Regions from separate parts of the Homo sapiens genome. Here region 2 is linked to region 1. Evidence: chromatin contacts called from ENCODE Hi-C or POLR2A ChIA-PET data. All regions are on one chromosome and are shown on one strand. The core of a region is the stretch at or near the end of the contact, and the rest is flanking DNA. Distances in the headings are between cores, read along the strand shown. Region 1 overlaps PALLD (palladin, cytoskeletal associated protein). Region 2 overlaps PALLD (palladin, cytoskeletal associated protein).

What was found. Hi-C counts contacts between places; a loop is a spot of excess contacts on that map. ChIA-PET counts read pairs that join two places held with the same protein, here RNA polymerase II (POLR2A). Pooled maps may share reads with other maps.
Region 2: a loop to region 1 is called in a map of PC-9, with 6 times the contacts of the local background. The contact joins two enhancer-like sites. A Hi-C loop is called at or near these places in 39 of 168 maps with a recorded cell type or tissue (A673, Caco-2, Calu3 and 23 more) and 23 of 50 pooled maps. POLR2A ChIA-PET finds 5 or more read pairs at or near these places in 11 of 52 experiments (A549, GM12878, H1 and 8 more).

What each region holds. Positions count from the first base shown.
Region 1 is chr4:168,633,923-168,639,068 of GRCh38, forward strand. All of the region lies in intron 2 of PALLD (palladin, cytoskeletal associated protein), which reads left to right. Among named protein-coding and RNA genes, the nearest start is that of PALLD-AS1, 12 kb to the right of the region's middle. Within about 2 kb of position 2,994, at least 8 of the 41 ENCODE cell types and tissues checked have a DNase peak (open chromatin) inside an H3K27ac peak, as active enhancers do; they include PC-3, PC-9, ascending aorta and 1 more, where a contact is called at or near this core.
Region 2 is chr4:168,585,115-168,589,880 of GRCh38, forward strand. The region is part of intron 2 of PALLD (palladin, cytoskeletal associated protein); the gene reads left to right. All of the region lies in intron 1 of LOC124900807 (a long non-coding RNA gene), which reads right to left. Among named protein-coding and RNA genes, the nearest start is that of PALLD-AS1, 61 kb to the right of the region's middle. Within about 2 kb of position 2,362, at least 13 of the 41 ENCODE cell types and tissues checked have a DNase peak (open chromatin) inside an H3K27ac peak, as active enhancers do; they include PC-3, PC-9, ascending aorta and 1 more, where a contact is called at or near this core.

The sequences.
Region 1 (5,146 bases), core at 1,744-4,243:
ACTTAGCTCTTTGAACAGTTTCTTAAAAAAATAATAATAATAAATAAACAAAAGCTCCAATGGCACTTGCAAGAGACAAGACTGGGTCCTGTGATGTGATGGCAGATGGCAGTTGCATGAGCTTTGTTTATGCTCAGAACAAGCTCGGTGTCTCTTAAATTAATCATGAATTGAATAATTGATTTCTCACACCTTGGGCTGCATTTAATCTTCAGCTGTACATTTAAAGATAGGTTATGATTGAGGTCTTGTTCACTTGGACGTCCTTTCAAAGCCTATCAAGTGATTTTACAGTTGGGTCATTTCTAATCGTAACACATATTATAAAATGTAATGACATAAACTTCGAGCTTTCCTGGCTTTTCAATTTCCAAGATGGGCTTCAGTGACCTTCCCATTTGTTGGTCAGCCCCAAAGATGGTGGGGCTAATGGATACAGTGGTTTTTCTGTAAATGTAATTAAACGTGCCTCTGCCAGCTGCCTGTGGTATTTGTGAATGTTTTCGTAAGAAAAGCTGTTCTTCGACTTTATCTGCCCACTGTGGTTTGTGGCATGTTGTGCTATTCTGCAGCCTTGCAGTTTTTTTCCTGAATGATTGGGCTATGATGTCATGTGCTATCTCAGCGCAGAACCTTTTCAAAGCTTTGCTGGGGTCTGTGTGCCTGAGCGAGGGGAGTGGAGGCTCCCTCAGAGCGCACTTGGTAGCGACTCCCCGTCTACTCCAGCACATTCCATCGCCTGGAGACCAAAGCCACCAAATGATTTGCGGTCAGAGTGATTTGGGGCTGGTTAGAGATGATTTAAAAGGAAGGTTATGGGCATATGAAGTGTAGCGTAAAGAAAATATATTTTACTACTTTATTGAGACCACATGGCTCCAACTTGAACTTTTTTTTTAAACATGGAAATTGTTGGCTGAACTGGCTCACAGTGTTTTTTCCCTTTTTTTCATTTTTATTGCTCTGAGCGAAGAGCTGTACTCCCTATTTATTATATGCTTGACCTCTCCATTATTTCTGAAAGTTTGAAAAGCTTTTTATGTTTAAAGAAAACAGGAAAACGTAGGATTTATCTGTTGTGCTCTTCAAGGGCCAAATACCATTGCCAGAGAAGAGACCCAACTCTCTCCAATAACTGAAAGAAGGTTTCTTTCTCATGTCAAGCTTGGGAAGCCATCAGTTATGAAAGAGACAAGGGCCAGTCTGTCCCAGGGTACCCGAGGGCCACAGCATATCAGTACTGACAGTGTATCCATGTCTCTTGTTGACTGGGAGAGATGGTTTTGCTCAACCTCCTAAGGGTTCAATATACCCTACGATTAATAATGGGGCCAAATAAAGCATGGTCGATCTTTTCCAATGCCAGAATGGTGATGCTAGGGCTCAGAGACCAGGGGCTCCTTCTCATTAGCGGTCCATGGGAACACATAACACTTGGGTGCAACACTTCGTTTGTGAGACTAAGCAGCCATCTCCTGCCTCTCCTATGTGGGCTACCACAAACTGGCACAGTAAACCACCTATTACCTCTGAACAGGTTCCCAAATCTCTGTCCAGCATGAACTTAAAGTATCTATTATCACTTCACTCTGTGGCTCAGGTTCATCCTATTTCAATCCTCAAGGCATATGCCATAGTCTAATAGTCCATTACAAGCTATCAGATAGCCAGCTCCAACTTGCAATTCGGTGTTATGACACTAGCTAGAGAAGTGCCATGGAAAGCATGTTTGTGAGCATGCCCAGTCCCTTGGCAGCCATCAACCCAGGGTCTGAGGGCCATGACTGTGATGTAATGGAAGGCCTGAGATCTTCCCACCAACCCTTCATGGTTGCTGGTCTGTGATCCATCTGAGCCAGCCTGGATTCCCGCAGTTTGAGTCTGTGTGTGTGTCCAGGGATTTAAAGGAAAACATGTGGAGACCAAATTAGTGTGGCACCTGATGAGAAAATCTTATAGAATTGGAAAAATGTCAAGAAGGCAACATTGTATGATGGAAATCAAACTACATTGGAATTGAGGATCCTGGTTTTGCCACTATGTGACCTTGAACCAGCTATTTAGTAATGTAACATTGATAAAGCACTGTATTACATTTGATCATTTCCTTCCCAAATATGACATGTGATCATCAGAACCACATTTGGAAGCAGGTAGGGCAGGTGGCGTTATTTCCATTCTGCAAGTATGGAAACTGGAGCTCTAGAGGTTAATGACTTGCTCAAGGTCACAAAGCATGTGAGTGGTAGAATTTGACCTCAAACTCAGAACTTCTGCCAGACACGGTGGCTCATAAGCATGAGCCTGTAATCCCAACACTTTGAGAGGCCAAGGCAGGAAGATCACTTGAGGCCAGGAGTTCTGACACCAGCCTGGGCAACATAGTGAGACCCCATCCCTGCAAAAAATAAAATTAGCCCAGTGTGGTGGTGGGTACCTGTAGTCCTAGCTGCCTAGGAGGCAGAGGCGAGAAGATCGCTTGAGCTCAGAAATTCGAGGCTGCAGTGAACTACTATTGTGCCACTGCCCTCTAGCCTGACTGACAGAATGAGACTCTGTCCCAGAAAGTAAACAAAAAAACCCAGAACTTCTAACTTCAAATCTCATGATCTGTCCACCATAGCAAGCAGCCCTCACAATTCTCAACCTCTATAGAACTCACTCTCCTCATTTGCAAAAATGAGACATTTGGCCCAGAAAATTACAGGCCATTCCAGCTTAAAATTCTGTGTCTGATGAATCACTGGCTGGAAGGGACTTTAAGAAATCACTTAGTCATATTCCTTGCTTCCAGAAGGACTCTATCTAAACTATTTTGAAAAGAAAATATCAGCCCTTTTCTTACAGTCCCAGTGCAGAAAAGGGCCCCAGAGAGTGTCCAAGTGCATTTGGGAGTGAGAAAGAAACGAGGAGCTACAGAGCCAGTGCTCAGCAGGGTGATCCATTTCTTGGGCTCAGAAGCAGTGAGTCTTGCCTCCCTGGATGTGAATGTTCAGCCCTGAGATCAATATCTGAAGTAGGAGAGGAGAGTCACAAGCATGCTTTGCTGGTTAGAAAGGAAGTCTGTAAGAGAGATCAGAAAACTGGTAACTCTGTGAAGAGGAAAAGAAGAGCTAAGTGACTCAGTAATGATCTTAAAGTTTATTAAGGACTCCTGGAGAGTGCGATGACTACAAATCAGTGGTAATGTTTCTACTTAAAGATAGAAACGGCAGAATCCTGCTCATTCAGCAGGTGTGACAAGCAGAAAGCTATGCTAATCTAGCCTTACTTTGCTTGTATCGGAGGGGTTGGTGGCAGAATGGGAGTGAAAGGGGCTTCTCCCTGAAGACGGTGCCTAGGAGCCCCACTCCAGTCTTCCCTTCTCTCTCAGCACAGTTCTCAGCCGGCTGGTGTACCAGTTAGTGTCTAGTAACCTTTCTAGGACAAGGGACTACCAGTAGACAACTACCAGCAAGCACAGCAAGTTGCAAGTTCAGTCTCACATTGCTCAGCTAACCCGGTTATAATTTTAAAAACTGATTTGGCTCCATGTTCTTCCTATGTCACTCCCATGAAATAGATGTTACTTTTTATTTAAAAAAAAAAAAAAGTAGTGACTGAGATCAGAAGACAAGTAATTATCACAACTCTACAACTTACAGAGCTTAGACAAGGCATTTCCTACTCTGGGTCTTGATTTCTCATCTGTGAAATGGGCTAACAATAGCCACTTCAAAGTTAAATATTTCTGAGGATTAGCCAGGCGCAGTGGCTCACACCTGTAATCCTAGCACTTTGGGAGGCTAAGGCAGGTGGATCACTTGAGGTCAGGAGTTTGAGACCAGCCTGGCCAGCATGGCGAAACCCCATCTGTACTAAAAATACAAAAATTAGTTGGGCATGGTGGTGAGTACCGGTAATCCCAGCTACCCGGTTGGCTGAGACAGGAGAATTGCTTGAAACTGGGAGGCAGAGGTTGCAGTGAGCCAAGATTATGCCTCTGCACTCCAGCCTGAGCAACAGAGGGAGAATACATCTCAAAAAAAAAAAAAAAAAAAAAAAAATTCTGAGGATCAAATGGGGAAACATAGATGAGCATGCTGTGTAACAGTTTACATCATTATTAAAAGGAGTCCAATTTCAGGCTTTTCTGTAAACCACAAGGTCACAGATGTTTCTTTTTATTCTGCCTTAATTCCATTCCCAAGCCAAAATCAGAATCACAGCAGTTTATCCTCACTTACTATGTGTCAAGCACATAACCACCTTTAATCCTCACAAAAATATTATGAAGTAGATATATTACCCCTATTTTATTATCTGGAAACTATATTCTCACAAAGATAAGCATCTTGCCCAAGATCACATGGCTACTAAGTAACAGAGACAAAGCGGAAACCAAGGCTGTCTCAAGGCAAAGCTGTGCTCTCAGACCTTCAGGGCTCTGAAGAACTGGGGCCCTGTCCTACCTGAGTACAGCCCCAGTCCTCTTGGTTTCAAGTTGCAGTTGATCTCCTGGCAGGCCTTCCAGGGGGTCTCCTCAGCTGTTCTGAGTCTAGATCAGGTCCTTTGCTTAGTCCCTTAGCTAAAGCTTCATCTTAATCCATAGTTTAGTCCATTCTGGCGGCTATAACGAAGTACCATAAACTGGATACATTATAAACAACAGAGGTTTATTGCTCACAGTTCTGAAGGCTGAAAAGTCCAAGGTGAAGGTGCCGGTAGATTCAGTGTTTGGTGAGGGCCCACTTTCTGGTTCATAGATGGTGCCTTCTTGCTGTGATCTCACGTATTGGAAGAACTAACTAGCTCCCTTGGGCCTATTTTATAGGGGCACTAACCCTATTCATGAGGCTCTACCCTCATAACCTAATCACCTCCCAGAAGGCCCCACTTCCTAAATACCATATGAATTTGGGAGGGGGGGCGGGCCATAAACATCCAGACCATAGCAATCAGCTTACCCCGATTCACACTCCACCGTCTCCTCTCTTTTTCCTGTCCTTATTCCTAGGTGGCTTGCTGACCCCTCTCATGTTCCTCTCCCACTCCACACATTCCTCTTTGGAACATCCTACATTCTCTTCCCCACCTTTCTCTCAGAAGCAGATACTTCCCCATAAGGATCTTGTACCTCTCCCCAGTTTTCCCAGCCCATGACATT
Region 2 (4,766 bases), core at 1,112-3,611, 49 kb before region 1:
TGAATGGTCTCTAAAAGATGTAGGAACACAGGACATACTGCTCATGATGTACAACAAAAACAATAGTTTCAAAATTTTATGACATATTGCAGTTTATCAAGTGGTTTTATAACCATTATCTTGTTTAATTCTCACAACATCCTTATGAGTAGTGTGTGTGTGTGACCATGAGAATATATGAGTGTGAGTGTGTGTGTGTGTGTGTGTGTGTCCGTGTAGGAGAGGAAATGATTAACCCATTTCATAGATGAGGTGTAACCCATTTCATAGATGAGGTGTAACTAACAATGTAGCTTCAATTATACTGGCAGGTCACAGAAAAGAGATTTGCAACCAGCCTTATGCCTCTCCTCCCACCTCTCTCTACTGACCCACATCTTTTTATGAAGTAGGGATTGCAGCCATCCCACAGCTCATCAATGCTGTCATGTCTATGCACGAAGGCACTCTTAGATAGAAGAGAAAACAGAGGGGGGCCTGGGATCCAGTCCCCAGCGCAGGCACTGAGTGTGCCCCTGGCCCCATCAGTTTAATTCTGAGCGCTCAGGACAGTATGAGGAGCAGCCTGTCGTTTTCGGAGACACCAGCTGAGGGAGCCTGTGGACACAATACCAGTTGAAAAGCTCCCCAGCCCAGGGTGGAACCAAGCAGCCCACGCCTGCTCTTAGGAGCCAAGTTTCCCAAACAATGTCAGAGTTAGCTTGGGGAATCTTCTTAGTACTCTTAAGAGGCCAGAGCTGAGATTTCCACACAATGACATATTAAAGTATTGGATCCAGGGTCCTTTGCATTGGTAGAATGTCAGGAAAATAGCATTAGCTAGATAAACTTCTTTCCCTCAAACCAAATACAGTCGTATTGTTTACTATTATAGGTCTATTAAGGTTGCTGTTTAAATGTTACCAATGTCCTCATATTTTGGTAATTTTGTTCGAGTTGGAAAGAAATGTCTTGAGAAATTTTTATTTAGCCAGAGTGTTTGAGCACTTTAAGATATCTTTAGTATACTACATCGCTTCTCCAGGTCCTCAAGAGACCTAAAAAAAAAAAAAAAAAAAAAAAAAGGCTTTCTAAGCAGTGCCTATCAAGCTACTACTTCCGGCCCCACAAAAAAGAAAAGCTGAGACTCTTCACCCCTTGATTCCAGTATTCCCAAACTCCTGGTAAACCATTAGGAATTAGATATGCCCCAAATTTATGTAGCAACTCCCTTCTTAAGAATATAGAGAACGTTTTTTTTTACACACCTTGTTACACCTCACAATTGAGCCTCAACTTGAGATTCCCTTGCCCAGCAAAGTCCAGAATTCACCACTGTCTACATGCTGGACCCAATTCGTTTTGCTGTCGTTGATCACTAATTTGGGAATTGTGGGAGGGAGAGGAGGAGCGAATCCCTCTCTTTACTTTAGAACTGGTAAAACTGAGATAGCCAGAGATTTCTAGAACTGCCAAGCTAAAACGTAAGCTGAATCATTGTGCAAGTATGGATTAGAACCCAGTACTGGGTTTGAACTGTAAACCCAGTTTCTGATCATATGGCTGCCCAGTGCTCCTGGTGGCAGAGCTGATTGCTTCCTGGGTTCAAATGGGTCATGCTTTCCAGGGCACTCTGGACATCCATGGAACAAGCCTAATTTAAACATTAGAGGTCTTTCAAACCCTTATATACCAAATCATCATCAGTTCAGTCTCTCAATTCTGCATTAATTCTTTTGTGGAATTAAAAAATATTTTCTCCTGAATTTCCTTAAAAAAAAATCGAACGTTCCCTCAGGGCAAGGAGACATAGCTAGGGGTACCATGCGATAAGAGAGTGAGTAAAAAGGAAAAGTCTAGTATCCTAGACAGTCTCTTTGCAGAGCTGCGCTTCTGCTCAGAAGACATTTGTCAATGCCTAGAGACATTTCGGTTGTCACCACTGGGAGAGGGGTGTACTAGAGAGTAGAAGCCAGAGAAGCTGCTAAACATCCCACAGTGCCCTGGACACCCCCCGACGACAAAGAATTCTCCAGCCCAAAATGCCTGCAGTGCTGATGTTGAAGAATGCGGGTGTGTAGATATAAACAACAATCTGCTAAGCTTTCAAATGATAGCAGCTAGAAAGATCTTCAAGAGTCTAGGGATTTGGAAAATTCTGGCATCATGATAGTCAATCCCCAGTGGAGACATTCTTTGAAGACCACATAGGCAATCACTTGACCAAATGCCACCTAAAAATTGAAATATTTTTCACGTTTTGCTTGGTTTGCTAGAACACACCAATATACTTTCACCCTTGAAGAAAGGGAACTGTTTATGTCATTCAGTAGCAGGACTCCTTGGCTAAAGCAGCAGACAGCTCACCAGATTTCACTGGAAAGACTGCCCAAACCAGTCTCTGCCAGGGACTCCAAAGCGCAGGGAGGCTTCAGTGCTAGGGAGAGCGGATGTGAAGGCGGTTATGAAGGACAGCTGTGCCAGCATCTCCCAACTTTTCCGTTTTTTCTCAAACCTCAGCTTGCCTTGTGCATGGCTAAGGTTATCCCTGGCCAGCTGCTTTTTTCCCTATTCTACCTCTCCCCTGCTGTAGCAATTCCCTAACCAGTGCTACTAAGACTAAGGATTTCACCACCTCCTCCCATTTTCCACCATACAGAAATCCACAAAACTGAGTTAAGAGAACTCTCCTGCCATCCCCAATAGCCAAAAAACTGAGTCACCACTTGGCCTAACAGCACTCAGATGATTCATTAAAATACAGTGGAGCGCTCTTCAGGGGGGTGCAGGGGAGATTCAAGTGGGAAGGTAAGGCTGCAAGCAGGAGGGGAAGTGGACAGGAGATGAGACTGCGAGGCGTGTCACAAGAAGGGAGTCTCCTGGTGCCTTTCTCCAGGGCTAAACCCCTTGAGGCAGAAACTCCGTTGAGTCATTCTGAAGTCAAATCTGGTGCTAACTGGCGCTCTTGGATCTGGGTCAGTCTCGATGGGGCCTGGGAATGTCTGCGGAGTGCCCATTCCTCTCAGCAGTTTGTGAGATTGAGAGCCACTGCTCTGCTTTTCTTCTCCCTTGACCCCATTCCCAGTTTCCTACCAGGATCACTGTGAGCCCTGGGAGGATGGATTTGTAAAAAATTCCTGGAGCCAAACACCCTGAGCTATGAAACTGGCCCATTATTGTGAGAATTTTCAAATGTTGAAGAAATGTGGGGTTGGGAAAGAGAGGAGCACCTTAAAGAAGATTTATTCACCTAGTCACCCTCAGATGGTTGTCTGCAGATTTTGAGAGAGAAATGGAAATAGTTTCAGATACTTTTTATTTTTTTTTTGAGACAGAGTCTCACTCTGTCACCCAGGCTGGAGTGCAGTGGCGTGCTCACCTCACTTCATCCTCCGCCTCCTGGGTTCAAGCGATTCTCATGCCTCAGCCTCCTGAGTACCTGGGATTACAGGTGCCTGCAGCCACACCCGGCTAACTTTTGTATTTTTATTTTTAGTAGAGACGAGATTTTGCCATGTTGGCCAGGCTGGTCTCAAACTCCTGACCTCAAGTGATCTGCCCGCCTCAGCCTCCCAAAGTGCTGGGATTACAGGTGTGACCTACCGTGCCTGGCTGAGTGTCAGATACTTTTTAAGCATACTCTGGTTATCATTCTTCTCAGATTACTTCACTAAATTAAAATGTTCTAAATGTACAAAGAGCAAAATGGTTTGTTTAAAAAAATAGCCGTGTTCAATCTCTATCAGAAACAGCTTCAAGTAAAATTATTTTCCTCCAGCCAATTTCTTCTTTCAAGTATTCTCCTCTATGAAATACTCAATTTGCAACTCTAGATGAAATTACTGAGTCAATTTGTGGAAATTTCATCTGTTCCTTGACAGTGAGTTTTTATGTTTGGGTCAAAATGAACTTAAGGCCAGGGGTATCTGTAAAACACTAGGTAATAGGACAACAGTCCCTAAAGTCAAGCGGGCTATTGTCAAGCACAACTGTACTGGTTCGTCAGAGCTGGCTCCCTTAGCAGGGAAAGTTTGTGTCGTTTCTAAAGTGCTTTACCATACTGTAATTTGTCATTCTTGATTGTAATGTATGGTAAATTATGCTTCTAGAAAGTTATCACTCTGATCCACGTCTGATCTAATGAGAACAGCTGCATCCACTGCAGGCCGGGTGCTTGTCAGCTTATTCCCTCAGGGCCAGACAGGTGTGGTCTAAGCTCCAATTTAGGTAGGAGACCTTCAGGGAAAGTCCAGGTGCTTCAAGAAGCTCCAAGATGAGATCAGAAATTGGCCCCAATCCCTCTGAGTCAGAATTCTGAGTCATCTTTTTTTAAGGCCATTTTTTGTCCGTTTCCTCCTGCGACTATCAGTGCCTATACTTTAAAGTGTTCTATAACCGTGAAATCTTTCCTGGGATAACCCAGTCCACTGTACCCACTCCCACCAACCCCCACCACCAAAAACTATAGATCTACTGCTGAGTCAATTTCTTCACATTTGAAAGCTCAAGAAGGGGGAGAACAAGTTGAAATTTCTATTCAGAGCTGACACTCCATATTAAAGATAGGAAAGAAAAGTTTGGGGAGTTGCTAAGCATGAGAGGCATTGTTGATAAATTATCTTGAGATCCAGATATTAGTTGAGCCTCACTCGCAACTGAAAGAATCAAGCCTAATGGACTTTTCTGCCCAGTGCCAGACTGGAAAGATTTAAACTCTTGAAGGTCTCTAAGGATTCCCAACTGCTTTTCCTCTCATGATCCTCTCTGCTCCTGTTCTGTATACCTGC